Linked DNA regions of Homo sapiens: regions 1 and 2 are each linked to region 3. A link is a contact called in ENCODE Hi-C data. All regions are on one chromosome and are shown on one strand. Each heading gives the region's core, a stretch centred on a gene start or an enhancer-like site at or near the end of the contact. The rest is flanking DNA. Distances are from core to core; before and after follow the strand shown.

Region 1 (4,145 bases), core at 185-2,684, 860 kb after region 3:
ATCCATTCAGTGGTTCACCAGCGCCAGGCACTGTGCTAAAATATGGAGGATACAGTGAAGTTCAGGAAACCTGCTACCTTTAGAGGCTGTCCGGGAAAGAGGAGCATAACAGACAGTGGGAGACAGGGTGATAGGACTGTAATAGGCATAAGCCCAGGATGCTATGGGCACACAGAGAGATGTGCAGGACTGGCTTCTTAAAGGGAAGCACTGTCTAAGCTGAGGCCCAAGGAATGAATAAGAATAGGTCAAAAGAGACATGGAAAAGACCTTCAGGCAGAAAAAACAGCATCTGCAAAGGGCTGGAGGAGCTGAGGGTATGGCTGAATTGGAGGACAGGGTAAAGCCAGGTCGTAAATCCACATTAGTGCGTTTGGACTTTTAAACCAAGTGCTTTTCTGTAGAAAAGTGTTATAATCAGAGGAATGAAATGATGTGGTTTATGTAAGAAAGCTGATTAGAAAGATGATTCTGGCTGAAGTGTGGACATTAGACTGAAGAGGAACAAGACAGGTAGACCAGTTGGTGGCATTGCTGGTAACTCAGGGGAGTTGATGTTAGCCAACTGATGATAACATCAGTCAATCCACAAATAAAATCAGAGAGTGTGAACAATGGGAGGTGACTTAGAGATGACTTAGCATTGGAAAACTAAATCTCCAGTAGGGTAGATGACATGCCCATGGTCATATGGCAGAGGTGGGGTAGAGATGCAAAGCTGGTACTTGAGCCAACTAAAACTGAGGTCTCCTCTCTCCAAATCCAGTTGTCTTTCCACTGTGTTTACATGGCCAGGTATTTGTTCAATTCCCAGTGTGTGCAAAACCATTCAGCTAAATGCTGGATGGATGGGCATGCACAAAGCTTGACCTAGCTCTGCACTTTGAAATCTTTCACGTGTTGTTCCCAGCTCTATGTGCTTGGATTAGACATTAAAGTACTGGTAATGAAGGGAGTGGAGGGAAGGGATGGAGACCTGTCACCAGCAGGAACGTGACTGGGTGAGCCCCAGTGCCCAGTGGGGAGCTGAGGTGGTTTGGGATTTCGTCCTTCATGAAAAATGCTAAGTTGGTATTTGGTCCACTAAGCCCCATTTTTGCTAGAACAAATCAAATATAGACACTTAAAGGAGGGTGTTTGATGTGATCCTGTTGATGGAAGCATCTCTATTTCTGCTCACGCCCTGGTTAGAGGAGCTCAGACTCTTTGGTGCCTGCCAACCCCACCCTTACGCAGTTTCCAGGGCCCCTGGCTCCTCACAGCCACAGATGGCCATGAAGTTCTACAAACTGCAGACACCCATGGAGACGTTTTAGGGAAGTGGCTATGGGCCCACTGTCAGATGTGCCAGTTTGGACAGTCAAATGGGGAAATGGCATAACACGAATGAGGTAAAGAGCATGGGCTCGGGCCAGAGGGAGCGTGAGAAACGAACATGAGTCAGGAAAACGGCACTGAAGCTGAGCTGGAGAAGCATTTCACCGCCGAAACCATGTTCAAATGACCTAAAAATAGTTCCTGAGACCGTGGGGACCGCCTTACATGTGGTGGTTGCTTTTAGTTATTTTTCAGATTGCAAAATTGAAGAGCTCTCCCCTAAGTGGGAAAATAAAGCTTTGCAAAATAGTAATGACTGCAAAGCTTTCATTTCCTTTGGAAAGCATTAGTCACCTTTAAATATGGTAGCTCACTTATTTCTCCCTTCTCTCCTACCCCAAAACACCTCACCTAGTTCTCCCTGAGGCAGTGGTGAGGAGCAAAAAAATAGAAATGTTCCTTCTGCTGGTTTTTATTCTTTCTTTTATTGAATAAATATTTTCCCTAACACATGGTTGGTCCTGCCCAGAAAAGCAATGTTATATCAGGCCAAGCTTCAGCCTGCAGGGGGTTTATCCTTAATAAGTGGAGATGACCCATGCATACAAATTATAAGTGCAGAAGATGGAAAGTGGTAAAACCTCATAAAAAAAACACAAGGAGCCACAGAAAAGGAAGAGTTTGCATCCAGCTGAGCGGTGTGGGAAGGGCACTGTGGAAGGCATGCATTGGATCTGAGCCCTGAAGGACCGGCAGGATTGGAGCTAGAAAAAATGAGAGAAGGTAAACAAAAGGAGCACAGTCCCAAGGCCAGGAGAGTGCAGAAAGCGTGAGAGCAAGGGTCAGTAATTCTCTTTGCTGGACCTGTTTGTGAAAGAGACTAATGAGAAATATCCCTGGAACTACCCACTCATGAAGGCTTGCAGATGGCAGACTAGAGGATGTTGGACATAGTATAGAAAATGGGAGCATTTGTTGTTGCTGTTGTTTGTTTGTTTGTTTGGAGTGGAAGCAAGGGTGAGCAGTATTTGTAACTTGGCCAGCAAATTATGCTTTAAAATGTCATTCTTGACAATAGTGCTTCAAATAAGTTGGAGTGACAAGAGATGGGAAACAAAATAAAATATAAACCAATATAAAAATAAAAACTAGCCAGCACATTATGTACTTTGATCACAATGTCTTAGTTTTTATGTATGGTTATTTCACAGTTCCAGTGATATCCCCAAGCACCCTTCTGCCTTGGAGGTCTTGGTCCAGTTTTCCAAGGAGTTCCAATAATCTGCTGAGTGCTCACACATGCCCCTGTCGTGCACTGCACAACCCATGCTGCACACTGTTCTGAGCATTGTTCTTACACACAGATAGCAAAACTGTAATCCCCACTGGGTCCAACATCCCCACCTGGCACAGTGTTAAGGGTTAGCACACCATGCCCACTGCTGATGCCAACAGTGTCATTTACCCATCAGCCCCCTGTGTTGGTAGAATTAACAATGTTACTCGCCACAGCAACCACCCCAGCTGGCCTGGAGTGCATCATCACACTGCTCTTGGTAGACCAGAAACCTACTGATGCTGCAGGTGTCCCTGCTAGTGTGTAAAGTATTGCATGCCCCGTACAAACACTGCACAGATATGCAGCTGTCACCCAGCCTTGGGGCAGATGTTTGTAAAGTCCCTTCCCCAAAGTAGTTGCTATGAGGCAAGAGAGAGAATTACTTTCTTTTATACTGTGCTCTCCAGGGTAAGATCCCTCAGCAAAGCTTCCTGGGTTCCCAGAAGTAACAGTTCTTTAAATTCATGCCTCATTTACAAATACATGTACACATCTTACCCTGAGAATACATTAAAAACTGCCAAGGGGTGGACTAAGCTGAGTTCCAGGACCAGCCACCTTGCCATTTCCAGAATCAGCAATTCTCTTCTTCTCTTTCTGGTTTTTATTCATTTTTCTATTGAATAAATATTTTCCCTAACACATGGTTGGTCCTGCTCAGAACCAACCATGTTGTGAACTCCCTACCAGAGCCACTGTTACCGTTTCCAAAATATGACCTTCAACTGAGATCATCCAGGTCAACCATAGCTTTATAACCTCAACTCAGCAGGGATTGGAATCTCAGCACCATTTTCCACAGAAGAAATCCTTACCCTACCTGTAAATTCATATATGAAAATTAATTAAAAAGATGCCACACAACACATCCTTGTTGTCAACATGCGGGGTCCAGCCCAGCCAGGATCCAAACTGAAGAGGGATGGAGGTGGAGGACTAGGAGAGGAGAGGGTATCTCATCTCCTGCTCTTCTCATCTTTCCTGTTCAAACCTTAGTTCTTATTCAACCAAAATGCCTGTAACAGAAATCAGAAATAATAACGGCATGAAGAGAGTAAAACTGTAGAATCAGAAATGAGAGACATGCCTGAGACACATTGTTGAAACAACAGAATAGGTTTTATGGATTGATTGACATGTACCACACAAATGAAAAGGAAAAATTAGGATAATTCTAAAAATTTTAAGTTAGTAGACAAGAAAAATGGTGATTCCATTGATAGATGAAAATGAATTGTGAAAGTAATCGTCTTGGGTATAAGTAAAACAGTCAGTTTAATATCCCATATCTAGGTCTCATTTCAAAAATACTCTGGTTTAATTGGTTCAGGATATGCCCTCAGCATTGGAATTTTTAAGGCCCTCAAGTCAATTCTAATTTTGAGACAAGATTGAGAATCACCTGCCTGGAGGAATTTCCATTCAGAAATTCAGACCCTGCAGTCTCAAGAAAGATGGGGCTGAGGAGATGCAGCTAGTTGAACCCTCG
Region 2 (4,527 bases), core at 1,477-3,976, 710 kb before region 3:
TGTAATTTGAGATGTCTAGGCTAAACATAATTCTGAAACTCATATAATTTGATTATATCTCCTTATTTTTGTAGGGTTTGGGATAAAGTTGTGAGTGGATCCTGTAAGATCCTAGTTTTTGTAGCTGTCGAAATTTTATTAACCTTTAAAATAAAAGTTATGGCACTGAACAGTGCAGAGAAGATAACAAAGTTTCTGGAAAATGTAAGTGTGCTTTGATTTGATTTTGAATCTGGAAATGAAGTTACCTTAGCAAGTCAGATTTTCCTGTTACATTAGATTATTTCAGAGAAATAATTACATGATTTTAGAGAAATAATACCTTAGAATGTTTCAGAGAATAATTATAATAATGATTATTTTAGGGAAATTATTTAAGAGAAATAATAATTTGATTTGATTTTGAATCTAGAAATGAAGTCACTTTAGCAAGTGAGATTTTCCTGTTACATTAGATTATTTCAGAGAAATCATACAGTGTATTTTTACATTATAAGAAACACTTTTCCCTGAAAAAGTTTGGCCTAAAGTTGGCCTGAGGGTTAGTTTGCATCCTGTCTTTGGGAAATGATGGTCTGAGACCATCTCGTGAATGTGTCCACTTAGAACCAGAGTCTCATCCTCCATGTGACTATCAGCAGGCATGTCAGGAAAAGGAATAGGTGGGATCTGTCATTTTACAATGAGTAATTTTTGTCAGTTCAAAAGGGGTTCTGTATTTTGGAGGATTTTGTAAGCCATTTCATTTCTGTTACTGTCTCTGGTGTAGTCCCAGTTGGGTTTATTAATATACAGTATTAACCTAGTATATTGCTGAAAAAGGCAATGGTAATGAAATTAACTTTTCCCTCGCTATGTATCTTGGAATACCCTTTACCAGGCAAGAAGTAGGATTAAAGAGACTTATGCCTGAATGATTTTCACAGAATCCAAAATCTATTCATTTTTAAAATAGTATTAACATTTGAAAAATGGCCTGGTAAATTATAATAAAGTACTGAGTCAATATGCGTTGAATAAATGAATAATCATCATTATAACCAGAGGTGGCTAGCAGTGCGAAGCCTGTGCTAAGTATTTTCCATGGGTTACCTCATGTCCTACTGTGAACAGCTCTGTGAAGTCAGGCTATCATTTCCCCCATTTTAGAGATGGGGATCTGAAACCCAGGTAGCTTAGGTAACCTGCCCGGGGGTGCACAGTTAGTGAGCAGTGCAGGATTTGAACCCAGGCAGGCTGACACTGGAGCCCTTTCATGTCCTCAGGTAGCATGTGACGCAAGTCTTTTATGCTGTCACTTTCTGAAAAACAGTGCAAACTCCCATGGAAGTGGATTTCATGCCACAGCGAATGAGGGAAGACACTGAAGTTGTCAACACTGAAATTTCACAAAGACTGATTTGCTTGCCCACAGATTCCCCAGGACAGCTCAGACGCGATCGTGAGCAAGGCCATTGACTTGTGGCACAAACACTGTGGGACCCCGGTCCATTCAAGCTGAACGCACCCGCTGGTTGTGGACCGTCTGCCAGGCACCACAGTGAGCATTGTGTTCTTGGCATGTGATCTGGGAAACTGATTGAATAATACACTTTTCTTGCTTTGGTGCTCAAAGTGGTTTTTTTCCCCCAATAAAATTATTTAATTGAAATGCCTGGTGTTGCTGTGTTGGCGAGCAGCATCTTGCAGTTACATAGAAATGTAAAGTTCATCTCTGAATAGCATTTCAAAAGGGTTGTTAGAAAATAGCTCCCTGATTTTAAAGCGGTTTAGTCAGGGTGAGTGGGTGTGTTAACCAGCAGTGCATAACTAAGCCTGCCCTGCCTGTCTCTAATTAGCACCAAGCTAGTTACTTTCAAGGTCTGTTTCTAGAATAAGAGTGACTTCCTTTTGTTGACACCTCAGATTTGGCTTTTGTTGATGCAATACGTGTTTAAATCCAAGCCAACTGCCTTCTGAGGCTTCATCTTGCTAAACAGGCTTTAAACAATTCCTTACTCTTTTTTCTCTTTGGGCCAGTTGGAATGAAACCATTATTGAACAAAATGTGTTTGAATTGCTCCTAGGAGCAAGTACTTGTTGGATATTTTGCTGCACTCACATTTTTCTTGATGGGGTGTTAAATGTGGGATGTTAGGGTGCACTGTGCCACGCACTAAAGCAGTGAGAGAAATGGCCGGTGAAGGTGAACAGCTCATCACCCCTGGGCCACCTTGTGCCACGTAAATGGCATGGCCACTCTTCACTGGATAGTTCCCGGCTTTGGGAGTAGTGAGTGAAAGGGGACCCTTTGTTTCACACCGGTTTAGCCTTCAGACCTGCAAGAGCCTGAGTGGTGAGTTGGATTTTCCACCCACCCCCTAAAAGACGAGGGCAGCTATGAACTTATAGAGGTACAATTCTGAGAATTCAGGCCCTCCTTAGTGTGTGAAATATCTGTTGAAAAAAAGTTCAGAGAAAGTGTGAGCTGTTGAAATCTGCTGCTTCTGAATACTAACATATCCAAGAGTATTTAATTTTTTAAAATAAAAATGCACTCCAAAGAAAAACCTTTTAAAGCAAAATTGCTGCCTAGAGTTAAAATTTTAATAAAAAATGACTTATTGCCAACCATTTATGCCGGAGCCAGGCAGGAGCGCTGGTACTCTTAGGGAGCAGGAAGGCTTAGGGGCTGAAGTTCCTCTGACTTCGCTGCTTTGGCTGGAGGCCAGCTGATCTGAAACGAAAGACTCTTACTGTACTGCTGAGAGATCTAAAAATAAATATTCTGCAAGTATATTCTGTCAAACCCAGTTTGGTAAAACCTTTCTGGCTGTAGGGTGTGGGGCGGCGATTTTTTCTTGAAGTTAGTCAATCTGAGAGTTTTTATTAAAACACTGATTGGCGGAATGATTTTTTTAAGGCCCATCCTGAGAAAGTGGTGGATGGAGAGGATGAGCATCCAGTTTCGCTTCATAGCAGAATTTCACTTTGCTGAGAGCTGAGTGTTTTGAAAATGTTTGTGCCTGCTGTCTTGGGTGAGGAGCGCAGTTCCTGATAAAAATACATCCATATGCCTTTTCTTCAAAACATTTTGTCAGGATACTGCAGAATTTTTCCTTCATATATTACAACCCACGGTTCCTGTCACAGACTATTGCGGCTAAAATGTGAGATTCTTCCTCGCCCTTGGAAAGCTGGAATTTAACATGATCAAATTTAGTTTCTGCTCTTTCCCGTCTAGAGATTTGCCTTAAACACAGATGAGAGAAGATCTCAGTCCTCTTGGCCAGGAGAAAGGAAGGCCGAGGAAGGTTGGAGAGTGTGTGTGTGTTGGGGGTGTGGCTTTGGCCTGCTGACAAATCGAATGGATGGATTGCGTCGAGGTATAATTGTGTAGAGGATTGTGTGTACACAGGCTTGTGTGTCAAGGCTGTTTCAGGAAATGAGGTCAGGGTTCATGAGAATGAAGCACTTTCTTTGTTAATGGAAAGTTCGCCTGAAAATTATGAGGCAACACTGAAATCATATGATGCGCTGAAGGAGCTCCGAGGACCTTCTTGCACTGTAGCTCTGGGTATGACAGGCACTTGCCCTGTCTTGAATTGCATAAGTTTCCTGTCATGTGGTTATCACGTCCCTATGGTGACTCAAGGTTTTGGTGTTTTCTGTCTGAAAATGAAGAACCTGGAGGGAAGCCAGTGGGGATGAGGAGGGTAAGCAAAGAGCTTAGATGCCCAGGACCAGATCCTAAAATGAGTCACTGGCTCACATGGCCCAAGTGACAGCGCCTGCTCGAGCTCTGTGACCGTAAGCAGCAGAGTGACATCCCAAGTTCTCCAGCCAAGGCAGCCTTTGGGGAGCCTGGTGAGGGGTGTGGGGTGTGGACAGTGAATCTGCCCGGGTCACATAAGGTCAGCAGCCTTTGTCTTTAGCTGGGTGTTTTGGGTCTAGAAGGGCCAGAAGGTGCTTTCCTCTGCCCTTGACAGAGAGGGAAAGGAGTGTGGGAATTTGGGGAGCAGGAGTTGGTGGCATCTCCTCTGTTGGTGAAAACAAAGAGCCGTTTCTCCTTGAGACTGTGTGCCAAATGAAACTGTCCGTGGCTCTTGGCACAAGCCGTGGCTCCTAGATCAGCTGATGTTCCTCCAGAGCTGGCACCAGTTTGAGTAGGAGGGAGGGGTGATGGATGGCGGTGTGGAGAACAGAGGGTGGTAGTGATTTCTGGGGGACCACGGTGGGGGTGCTGGCCTTTCATGGCTTTCCCGACCAGTCGCCCTTTCCACTTTGGTCCCTCTGTCAGCCTTGCCTTGGGGAGGTTAAAAAGTGAGTGGACAGTTTCTAGATGAGGTGATAACTCCCCATAAGGGGAGCCCCCTCCCAGGGGCTGATTTTACTCCAGGACAATGACAAAGGGAGTTGGAGAATGTCATCAGAGAAGGACACACAAGAATCCTAGAAGCTCATCCTAAGCACAACTCCAAATTGAATGTCATAGCAAGCGCTTAAGGTTCACATCTCCAACTCATACCTAATACTGAGGTTTTCCTT
Region 3 (4,386 bases), core at 62-2,561:
ACTTGTAGTTTCTTGGTTTCTGTGTGACCTGTTACTTTTTCTGCTTACTCCTTCCTCTGTTTAACTCTACATCGCTTCCCCTTTTTCCTATAGACTGTTATTTACCCTATGGTTATAGGCAAATTGATATTTCAAAAGAAAGGAAAAGAGAAACAAAAGTTCTGCACCTTGTTCCTCCTTTAAGGACAACGTTTGCAAAAACAGTGACTTCTGAGCTGAGACCACGTGTTGGAGCAACTACCTCACGGGACCACTTTGCAGGACCGCAACATCTGCTTGGGATGGTCTGGGTTCAGCCTTATGTGATCATCGTTCCTAAAAATAGTTTCTTTTGTTTTGTTAATAAAATTAGAGAATGCTGATAAAGTTCTCTTAAAGGGTCAAAAGAGGAAAGCTCATAAATTACAGCATTCCATTAATGAACAAAGCTACAAGAATGCAGATTGAGAAACAGCAAAAATTACAGGTCACAAGCTCTGTGATGTGAAAGAGTAGGAAGCTTCCAGCCTTTCCTCCACAGGCAAGATGAAGAGCTGGAAATGAACTCACCCTAATCTCTAAATTAACTTAGATAATGCCAGTTCCCATATATCTTTTACTTATCTCAGATGAAAATGAAATTGAGGTGAAAGAAAGCCCAGGCATGCTCTTCAGAAGCTCAAAGCAGAAGAAAAGTTGGTCAAAGAAATTACTACTTCCATTGTGTGTTTCTTTGTATAGATCTAAATAAACACAAAAATAATTATCCTCCTCCTTCTCTCCTTCTTTTCCTCTCTTTAATATTTTTTTTAAAAGTTTTACCACACTTCTTTGCCAATTAGAGCCACAGCATCTAAGCCCTAGATAGTCCCTTTTTAAGAGGTCTTCCTGCATGAGCCCTTCTCCTCCCACAGCACATTACATTTCTTCCTTTATGTACGGGTTAACCACATTATTTATGGTCAAATTGGGACACTTTTGAAAGTGAAAGAAGTGTTACAGTAGGTAGTCAGGCAGAGATGAGCAGAGCAAGAGAGGCTTCCCCACTCCCCCGCATGGGAAAGTCAAACAACCGTCAGGTGATGGTCAGGCAGTTGTCAATTGTCTCTCTAAAACAATCATTGGTTGCAACCCATGCAGGGAAAGGCAGTCTCTCAATAGAAACACCTGAAACTGGTGATCAGCAGCTTCCCAGTAAGATCTCAGGAGCTGGGCAAGTGGGCTGACACCTGTAAACTAAGAGGCAAAATGGCAGAGTTTAACTGGATATGACCTTATGGGAACGCTCGACTGATAAGGGAAGAATGCTTCAAGTGAGCATGCGCACAACTCCAGTAAACACACGGCACCTCCCCTCCCAAGAGCTGGGAGGTCACTGCTCATGCAGACAGGCTGCCCTAAGGAAAGGCTCAGGGGAGAAGAGGCACAACTCCTCAGAAACGTGCCAACATATAAAACCCCAAGTCAGAAGTCAAATAGCGCTCTTGAGCTCTCAAGTTGCCCACGTGGCCCTCTTGCAAGGGTGCTTTATTTCCTTTTGTTCCTGTTCTGAAGCTGTTTAATAAGCTTTCACTCCTGCTCTCAAACTTGCCTCGGTCTCTTACTCTGCTATAGGCCCCTCAGTTGAATGCTTTCTTCTGAGGAGGCGAGAGCTGAGGTTGCTGCAGACCCATACAAATTTGCTGCCACTAACAGGAGTGCTGTTAATGATTACTCTGGGACAGGAATACATAGCGGGGGCGATTGCAGGCAAACTGACACTTAACATTCACCCCACTTCCAGGTACCCATTCAGCTGATTCAATGCTGGTTTCCACTTGCTGACCTGCTGCTTTTGGAGTCCTTCTCAAGTTGCTTCTTATGCGTCAACTGGGTGGCAAACTCAGTGGCCTCTCCTCTAGGATTCCCCTCCCTTTCACACATAGGCAACATCTCAGCAAATGCTTTTCTTTCTCAAGGTCAAGGGAAAACATTCAAAACATCTCTTGTGAAAGTTATGTATTTAAAAGGCTGAAACCTGAAAAGAAGAGTACTGGTGTACATGAAAAATCTCTCTCTGGATAAATGCTTGAGGAGACGGATACCCCATTCTCTGTGATGTGCTTATGTCACATTGCATGCCTGTATCGAAACACCTCTTGGAACCTAGAAATATATACAGCTACTACATACCCACAAAAATTAGAAGTTAAAAATTTTAAAAAAAAGAAAAACCTCTCTCCTACTGGTCTGCTTGGTTCTGATCCTGGTTCTTTGGCAAAGCTTTTTTTACTTCTGCTTTTTTTTGGCAACTAGGTAGAACTTCAGGTAAAATAAAACAAATAAAAATGTATTGTGAAATATACAATATATGCAAAGGAGACTATGAAACGTTTATGTGCCATTTAAAGAATAACACTTAAGAACTAGAATATTGCCAGTATTTCAGAACCACCTTCCTCACCTAGTAAATCTCCATGATCATGTCCTCCTTCCCCTTGACAGAGGTGACAGCTCTCTTTAATTTTCTGTCCATTATTACCAGTTCTGCTTTTCAGTTTTTCACACTTGTGTGTATCCCTACAAAAGATCTCTGCTTTTTAGGGGGTCAGAGGGTGATTTCATGTAATAAGGAAAGAAAACTGTCATTCTTCTAAGAGCAAATTGTTCTTTTTAGAGAAAAAAAATTACTAAAACCTGATGTGCTTTCCAAATACTTAACCAACACATCACACATCAACACATGTGGAAGGGAAGAGGCTTAGGGAAAATCCTCAGCACTCACACTCCACTTCTAGGGCTCTGTCTTTGTGTTCCATTTCCGTATGGATGAAAAGCCAGCTTCCATTGTTCGGAATTTACATGAACAACTAATGTCCCCGAGGAAGTGGTGACTGATGTGGGATTTCCAACTTGTGGCAATTCTGCAGGCAGAGACCATGTTAGGCAAAACTGCCAACTATGTGAAGTATGTTGACAGTGGCACTCACTAAATTCCTATCCTCTGAGCCTCTGTGCCCACCTGGGGAGCCAGTGCGCTCTCTCATTTTCTATCATCTTGTTCATTCAAACCTTAAAACTAATCCATCACATTGATGAAGCTTAAGATAGGGCTTTGTAATCATTTCCCACCCAAATGGTCCAGCGGTAAAGGATAAGGGTATTTCGAGGGGTTTCTGGACATGAGAAGGCCATGGTAAGTATAGATTTGTTTATTTTCATTGTGGAGTATATCACACGTACACAGAAGAAACTAAAATACAACTGCACTCTAAGGAATAGTGATAGGCCGGGCGCGGTGGTCATGCCTGTAATCCCAGCACTTTGGGAGGCTGAGGCGGGCGGATCACAAAGTCAAGAGATCGAGACCATCCTGGCTAACATGGTGAAACCCTGTCTCTACTTAAAAAATACAAAAAATTAGCTGGGCATGGTGGCGGGCACCTGTAGTCCCAGCTACTTGGGAGGCTGAGGCAGGAGAATGGCGTGAACCTGGGAGGCGGAGCTTGCAGTGAGCCGAGATCGTGCCACTGCACTCCAGCCTGGGTGAGAGAGCGAGACTCTGTCTCAAAAAAAAAAAAAAAGAATATTGATAGAATGAACACCCACATGCCCAACACTGAGCTTTAGAAATGGAATATATGCCACACCTTAAATCTTTCTGGGTAAACCTCAAAGACTGCTTCTCCCGCCCCTCATCAGAGGTAACCACTGTCCTGAATTTTGTGTTCACCATTTCCTGCTTTTCTTTATGGTTTTAACACACGTGTATATAACCCAAAACAAAATATAGTTTAGTTTTTTCTTTGGGGGGAATGTATATAAATTGAAATTTTTTATTTATATTTTCTTGGGACTTGCTCCTCTTGCTCAAAATTATGTTTTGGGAAGTCATCCTGTTTATGCCTGTGCCTGTAGCTCACTAAACTTTCACCGTTGCACAATAATCCTTCCTATGAATTTATTTACTCTCCTTTTTTGTCTTTGAGACAGAGTCTGACTTGTCACTGGGCTGGAGTGCTGTGATGCTGCTATCACGGCTCACTGCAGCCTTGACTTCTTGGGCTCAAGCCATCCTCCCACCTCAGCCTCCCCAGTAGCTGGGACTACAGGTGCATGTTACCACGCCTGGCTAATTTTTTTTTTTTTTTTTTTTTTTTTGAGACGGAGTCTCACTCTGTTGCCCAGGCTGGAGTGTAGTGGCGCGATCTCTGCTCACTGCAAGCTCTGCCTCCTGGGTTCACGCCATTCTCCTGCCTCAGCCTCCCCAGTAGCTGGGACTACAGGCGCCCGCCACTACGCCTGGCTAATTTTTGTATTTTTAGTAGAGAAGGGGTTTCACCTTGTTAGCCAGGATGGTCTCGATTTCCTGACCTCGTGATCTGCCTGCCTTGGCCTCCCAAAGTGCTGGGATTACAGGCGTGAGCC

The links. A loop is a pair of places that touch in the nucleus more often than their neighbours do. Pooled maps may share reads with other maps.
Region 1: a loop to region 3 is called in a pooled map, with 4 times the contacts of the local background. The contact joins two enhancer-like sites. A Hi-C loop is called at or near these places in 1 of 168 maps with a recorded cell type or tissue (GM12878), 6 of 37 single-sample maps with no recorded cell type and 4 of 50 pooled maps.
Region 2: a loop to region 3 is called in a pooled map, with 4 times the contacts of the local background. The contact joins two enhancer-like sites. A Hi-C loop is called at or near these places in 3 of 37 single-sample maps with no recorded cell type and 3 of 50 pooled maps.

The regions. Positions count from the first base shown.
Region 1 is chr6:11,729,585-11,733,729 of GRCh38, reverse strand. The region is part of intron 4 of ADTRP (androgen dependent TFPI regulating protein); the gene reads left to right. LOC124901258 (a long non-coding RNA gene) reads right to left here. Exons shown (of 2, transcript XR_007059452.1): 2 at 2,483-3,672. Among named protein-coding and RNA genes, the nearest start is that of ADTRP, 47 kb to the left of the region's middle. RefSeq lists enhancers at 973-1,062, 1,343-1,642, 4,027-4,145 and a cis regulatory region at 4,111. Within about 2 kb of position 1,434, at least 17 of the 41 ENCODE cell types and tissues checked have a DNase peak (open chromatin) inside an H3K27ac peak, as active enhancers do.
Region 2 is chr6:13,302,075-13,306,601 of GRCh38, reverse strand. TBC1D7-LOC100130357 (TBC1D7-LOC100130357 readthrough) reads left to right here. Exons shown (of 9, transcript NM_001318809.2): 7 at 75-204; 8 at 1,415-1,540. The coding sequence ends at 1,501. TBC1D7 (TBC1 domain family member 7) reads left to right here. Exons shown (of 8, transcript NM_016495.6): 7 at 75-204; 8 at 1,415-1,651. The coding sequence ends at 1,501. Among named protein-coding and RNA genes, the nearest start is that of TBC1D7, 24 kb to the left of the region's middle. RefSeq lists an enhancer at 3,452-3,501. Within about 2 kb of position 2,726, at least 33 of the 41 ENCODE cell types and tissues checked have a DNase peak (open chromatin) inside an H3K27ac peak, as active enhancers do.
Region 3 is chr6:12,591,321-12,595,706 of GRCh38, reverse strand. No RefSeq gene overlaps it. Among named protein-coding and RNA genes, the nearest start is that of LINC02530, 8.1 kb to the right of the region's middle. Within about 2 kb of position 1,311, at least 7 of the 41 ENCODE cell types and tissues checked have a DNase peak (open chromatin) inside an H3K27ac peak, as active enhancers do.